Linked DNA regions of Mus musculus: region 2 is linked to region 1. Evidence: chromatin contacts called from ENCODE Hi-C data. All regions are on one chromosome and are shown on one strand. Each heading gives the region's core, a stretch centred on a gene start or an enhancer-like site at or near the end of the contact. The rest is flanking DNA. Distances are from core to core; before and after follow the strand shown. Region 1 holds the start of Adora2a (adenosine A2a receptor). Region 2 overlaps Upb1 (ureidopropionase, beta).

Region 1 (2,983 bases), core at 358-2,857:
AAGCCATGAGCAGGAAGGCTAGCCCAGCCCAGAACAGTCATGGTCAGCCTCTAAGGGAATGCGCACTGGCTAGGGGTTGCTCAAGAGACACTAGAACTTGAGAGAACCTGGGAAGTCCCAGAATGCAAGGGCTGAGCTTTGAGATCTTGATACCATACTCAGGGACCCACCGATCTTTGAGCAGCGACTACAAAACCAAACAGGCAGAGCCTTCCTAACTCCCTGTCCCAGAAAAGCTCTCCATCATCGTCTTAAGGGTCCTGGCACCTAGGACATCCTTGGTTGGTTGTGAGCAACCTCCTGAAAGCCCACGAGGTCTGGGAGTAGAGGAGGAGCTGGGCAGTAGAGGCAGAGATCGGGCAACCAGCACAGAGTCCCAGGTAGAAGGACAGAGAACAGGCTCTCATCTCAGGGAGGCAAAGTGCAGTCTATGGTTGGGTAAGGAGAGGGATTCAAATCCCTCCTGAGCCATTCTGGGGAGAAGGAGTCCTGGCGATTGTCTGGCTGCTGCATCTGTCTCTCTGGTCCACTGTGAATTCCTGCTCCTCCCATTACATGGGCGGGCAAGATTAGTCTAAAGGTTCCAAAGGCAGTGCCCATCCTCTGCCAAACCCTTGAGAGTTGTTACCGTTCCCGCCATTTGCACCCCTGCTTTGGGCACCCCCAGGCACCCACCCTGTTGTCCACTGGACTCTCCGCAGTGCCCTAAGTTCCCGCCACCACAGTCAACAGGATGCTCCCCTCCCCCGGGTTCCAAACTCCCCTGCTCTTGCCGTGCCTTCCCCGAAGCAGCCGGTGCCCGCTTGAACCCCCAACCCGAGAGTCTGACCCGCCTACCTCCGGCCGCGCCTCGACGTCCGCAGCCTAGCTTTGGTAGGGACGCGCCCTAAAGGGACTTGTGTGCTTGCAGGTTCAGTCCCCTCCGCGCGGCGACAAATCGACGGCTGTAGCAGCTCGTGTCGCCGGCGGGTCTAGACGACTGTAAGGCATCCCGCTACCCTGCCTTACTCGAGCCCCTTCCTCCCTAGCTGCCCTTGAGCACTTTCCGGTCGCCGAGGACCGCCCCGATGGCACCACACTTGAGATGTGACCGCGCCGAGGACCCGGGCTGCTACCGCTCCCGAAGTGGCCAGGGCAGGCTCGGACCTCGGCACCCGCGAACTCCCCTCCCGACAGCAGGAAGGAAGAAGGGTCGGAGGGAGCGGCGGGCGCTCCGAGGGGCGGGAGGACCCTGGTTCGCTCAGACCTCCAGGCTCCGCAGCCTCCGACGGCCACAACCGCCAAGATGCCCACCCGAAAACCCCCAGGGTCCCCGGGACCCAGGACCCCCGCTGACCTGCCTCTTGCTCTGGCTCCCACCGTCTCAGCGACCGCTCGGGCTCCAGCTCCGGCCGCGCCGCTCATGGGCGCACCCTGCAGGCGACTTCGAAACCAGCGCTGCTCCCGCCCCGCCCCGCTGCTGGGGGAAACCGAGGCCTCGAGGCGGGAACCAGGGGAAACTGTCTCTGGAAGGGCGAGGTGGTGATGGGTCCGGCAGCAAAGCACCCTTCGCCCCAACGTGGGCGCTTCAGGTCCACGCGTCCTGACCGCCTCCTCCAGCGCCACTCCCACCCCCACCCGAGTGCCCCCACCCATGAAGCCTTGGCGCCCCACCCCTCTCCGGTGGCTCCTCCACAAGGCATTAGGCTGTCTATGCCACTCTGGTCCTCCCAGTTTTGCCCTTTATCGGAGCTAAGCTGCCCTGATGCTGTTATGACCCAAGCTGCTTCACACCCGACCCTAGGCCGGGGCTGGGGGCGGAGGGGGGTTGGTCCTTTACAGTTCTTACATCTCTGATGCCTGTGAACCGTGACTCCTCCCCCACATCTTTACTTCTCTGAACTACTGAGCAAGGAGGGAGTGCATCTGCACCACAGCCTAACTAGGACTCTCAGACTTCTGGGCTGGGAATCTCCTCCTCTCACGACTGGAGGCAGCTGGACCCAAAGTGGAATCTTGTCTTTCTGGAAGGATTTGCAAATCTCAATCTGTTCACAACAGGGCAAGCCCTTCACACAAGGCCACAGCCTTTCTGGAACCTTGTCTTCTAGAACCTTTGCAACCCACAGGCTGTCTGGTTAGAGGAAAGTATGAGGGGAGGCTTGCTGAGAGCCAGGCTAGACCCCCGGGGGGCTGCAGTCAGGATGGGAAGGAATATCTCTTCAGAAGTAGGCACATAGTGAGTGCAGGTGCCAATGTCTGCCTTTGAAATGGTGATTGTCATCTACCAGGACTTGACTTGGACGCCCCCCACCCCATCTCTCAGGCTCATTCTTCCAAAGTCTGACCTTTTATTTCCATTTGATGAGCCCACCCTCGCAGTGTTACAGCATCTGTGGGGTAGAGGGTGTGCCTGTGTCTACAGATCTGGTTAGAGTAGGGACCTTCGTGCAATTTGCTTTAAACCTGAGATCCTCTGGAGGGAGCACAGAAGACTGGAGCACTGCCATCTCAGCTTCAGTTAAGAAGCCTAAAACCATCACCAAGCAGGACCAGTGCCAAGGGCTGCCCTGACACTGGCGTGCGTCGCCATGTGCCTTGCAGGGGTAAGGATGAGACACGATCAAGCTAGGGTCTATTCTCAAACTGGACTCTGCGTGTTTGTTCCTGAGTTCTCTTGGGGGAGCAATACTATCCTGCCCATTCCTGTCAAGACTCGTGTCCTGGGATGACTATCTTAAAAATGCCCCATTGAAGGGGATATGGGGACTCATGAAGTAGAGACCAACTCTTGGCCAGTTCTGGGGATCCCTCCTCTCTCTCAACCATTCCAATTCCAGGGCCCAGCACCTTTCTCCAGGGGGACCCTCCTAGAGCAGTGGTTCTCAACCTGTGAGTCACAATCCCTTTGGCAAACCTGTATCTCCAAAAATACTTATATTATGATTTATACTAGCAGGAAATTACTGTTACAAAGCAGGGAAGAAAGAGAGAGAGGGAGAGA
Region 2 (2,983 bases), core at 135-2,634, 120 kb before region 1:
CAAATGAAGATGTAGAACTCTCAGCTTCTTCTGCACCAGGTCGGCTTGGATGCTGCCATGTTCCCACCTAGATGATAATGGACTGAACCTCTGAACCCGTAAGCAGCCCCAATTAAATATCGTCCTTATAATTTTGCTTTGGTAATGGTGTCTGTTCAGTAAAGTCCTAACTAAGACACCTAGGTTTGTGCCTGCCTGAATAATTGGGCCATAGCTAAGTTGACTCAGCTTATCCTATGAACAGTCCATCTGCTCACAGAGATGCTATGGTCTCTGTGACTCTCATCTGCTCTTACTGTCTTCCTGCTAGTACACAGTTTCCCAGATTGCCCCTTGAGGAGCTGATGGAACCTTGAGATGGGGTCGGAATGGAGCTGAGGAACAGGACACCAGGTAGAGGAGCAGAGAAGGTCGGCCTGGTCCACGTAGCATCTCATTATAGACACAAATGGAGACCAGGGTGGGAAGCTGGGAAGTCTATCAAAGCTGCCCACGCCCAGGTATTACCACATCCCATTCTCCTCCGGACCAGCTCCTTTCCATGGCCTTAATATGATCCTACAGCATCTTATCCTGGGGTAGAATCTACACTACACAAAACACTTTTGAAGTATACCGATCCAGTCACATTTAATAAAATTTCAATGATGTTGAATCATCTTTTGAATCCCCAAACATTTCCAAGTCCCCAGAAGAAAGTTCTCATATTCATCATTAACAATTATCACACATACGCAGTTAAGTGCCTATTCTACCCTCCTCCTGCCTGAGTATTAAAAACTCCGCCTTGTATACATTTTAAAACTTATCCACTGGGGCCGGATATGTCCCCAAACCTAACCCGAGCTAGGGGCTAGTACCAGGTCTTCCTTCACAATGTTGGGACTGTAGTTGGGTTTGACCGCTTCGGCAAGTTCCCGGGCATACATCTCAAGTCGTCCCGTCATCTGAAATCGAAACACATAGGCTTGGGAAGATTTTAAAACAAAACAAAACAAAACAACAACAACAACAACAACAAAAACCCCCCAAAACCTATTCGCTGCCACTTCTGGCCACTAGGGGGCAGCCACAGGACAGAAATGCATCCACCATGCTGATTGACAGGGCTATTTGAGACAAAGAATGGCTGTGTGATGACCTCAACACTAATTCCAGTGATGTTCCAGAGTTCGTGATGTTCACACAGTCCATCCCAGTTGACCTTCACCTCTCAATCGGGGAGATGTGGTCTGACTTAGGACAGGATGGAGAAGAGGAGTGTATACCAGCTAGGAACTGAATGGAATCGGAACTCTCTCTGCTCTGTGTAGCAACTTGTTATAGACACAGATGGAGACCTGGGGTGGAAAGCTGGGAGCTCTACAAAAGCTGCGCACCCCCAGATAGGCTCTCCCTCACACCCTCTCCTGTGCCAGCCCCTCCCAGCAGCCTGGAAATGAGCTCACATGCATCACCACGGGAAAGGCTTTTGGTCTGAGAAAGGGTCTAATGAGAAACCACTCTGCTTGTTGCTCCGGGAGATGCATGGCAAAAGAGTCTGCTGAGTTCTTGGCTCTAAGTTCTGAGAGGGAATCCTAATTTAACCCCATTGGCCCAAGAAAATGACAGGGAAATCAGGAGATTTCATGAGCAGAGTCTTGTTTATCCAATAAGAATCTGGGCCTCTGGAAAATGATCAAGAACTCTCACTCAGAGGCTGGAGAGATGGCTCAGCGGTAAGAGCACTGATTCCTCTTCTAAAGGTCCTGAGTTCAAATCCCAGCAACCACATGGTGGCTCACAACCATCTGTAATGAGATCTGACGCCCTTTTCTGGAATGTCTGAAGATAGCTACAGTGTACTTACATATAATAAATAAATATGTCTTAAAAAAACTTAAAAAAAAACAAAAAAACAAAAAACAAAACAACTTCACACTCAGATGAAGTCGGGGACTAGAGTTTAGAGTCCACACTGGGGCTTTTTCTTTGCAGTCAGGAGCCCTTCCAGGGGGCCTTGGCTACCACTGTCCCATCTCAGCATGGCAGGCACCTGCACTCCTAGACTGCTGACCCCACAGGCAGATTTTAAAACTGTGTCTTAAGTCCTAGGGACAGAAGATGCTTGCACCAAAGGAACTGAGGAGGGTGGAGTGGGAGCCAGGCAAAGCTCCAGTTTTCCCACGTGACCCGATTCCCACTATTGTTTCAATGCCTAGACGGTGGAGCCTGGTGGCAGGCTGAGCCAGACATGCACATTTATCTTGTGACAAGTGCAAATGCCTGGAAAGGGGGGAAAAAAAAACAGATCACAGAAGCCAACCGGCTGTATTCTCTAGACAAATGAAATTGAGATTAATTTGGACAAAGGCACCTAGAATCTAAATCCAATGAAGGGAGAATTTATTGAGACCTTCTGCTTGCGCATCATGCCACCCAGTGCTTCCTCCCCACAGCCAGCAGAGTCTTAGCTCTCTACTCAGCTGCGGAGTGGGGGAGTTGGTGCCTTTCCCCAACTGCCTGCTGGAGCAAACCTGTCCACTGAAGTTCCCGAAGCCGCAGACTGGGCAGGGTATCGGGGCAACGGAAGGGGACACGAGTACCTACCTTGAAAGTCCAGAAATCATTGATCTGCTGGCAGAGATTGAGGTTGAGCTCCGTGACCAGCAGCCCATCCTGATTACGGGAGAGGCCGGGGGTCCGGCTGCCATCGGGAGCTGCCACATAGCTCGAACCATAGAAGTAGCCGAGGTCATGGTGAGCTTTAAGGGGCAAAGGGAAGGAGTCATGAGGGTGGGCTCTGAAGAAGGGCAGGCAGGTCCATGGCAGGATACCCAGGGGAAAGCATTCAGGGCCACCCACATATCTGCCTCCTTCCTGTCCCCTTCCCTCAGGCCTAAAGGTCCTAGGGAGGGAGGCAGAGCTTTGTTTTTGCATCTCTCGCTCTCCCCTGATCCTGAGAACATGTCAAGATATCACACTTGATGTGGGCTAGCCCTTC

The links. A loop is a pair of places that touch in the nucleus more often than their neighbours do.
Region 2: a loop to region 1 is called in a map of gastrocnemius, with 10 times the contacts of the local background. The contact joins the enhancer-like site here to the promoter of Adora2a in region 1. A Hi-C loop is called at or near these places in 27 of 37 maps with a recorded cell type or tissue (Patski, T-helper 1 cell, T-helper 17 cell and 8 more).

Annotation. Positions count from the first base shown.
Region 1 is chr10:75,315,501-75,318,483 of GRCm38, reverse strand. Adora2a (adenosine A2a receptor) reads right to left here and starts at 1,607. Exons shown (of 3, transcript NM_009630.3): 1 at 1,337-1,607.
Region 2 is chr10:75,437,818-75,440,800 of GRCm38, reverse strand. Upb1 (ureidopropionase, beta) reads right to left here. Exons shown (of 10, transcript NM_133995.4): 9 at 2,590-2,744; 10 at 1-947. The coding sequence ends at 837. Among named protein-coding and RNA genes, the nearest start is that of 4933407G14Rik, 10 kb to the left of the region's middle. Within about 2 kb of position 1,384, at least 2 of the 3 ENCODE cell types and tissues checked have a DNase peak (open chromatin) inside an H3K27ac peak, as active enhancers do; they include gastrocnemius and heart, where a contact is called at or near this core.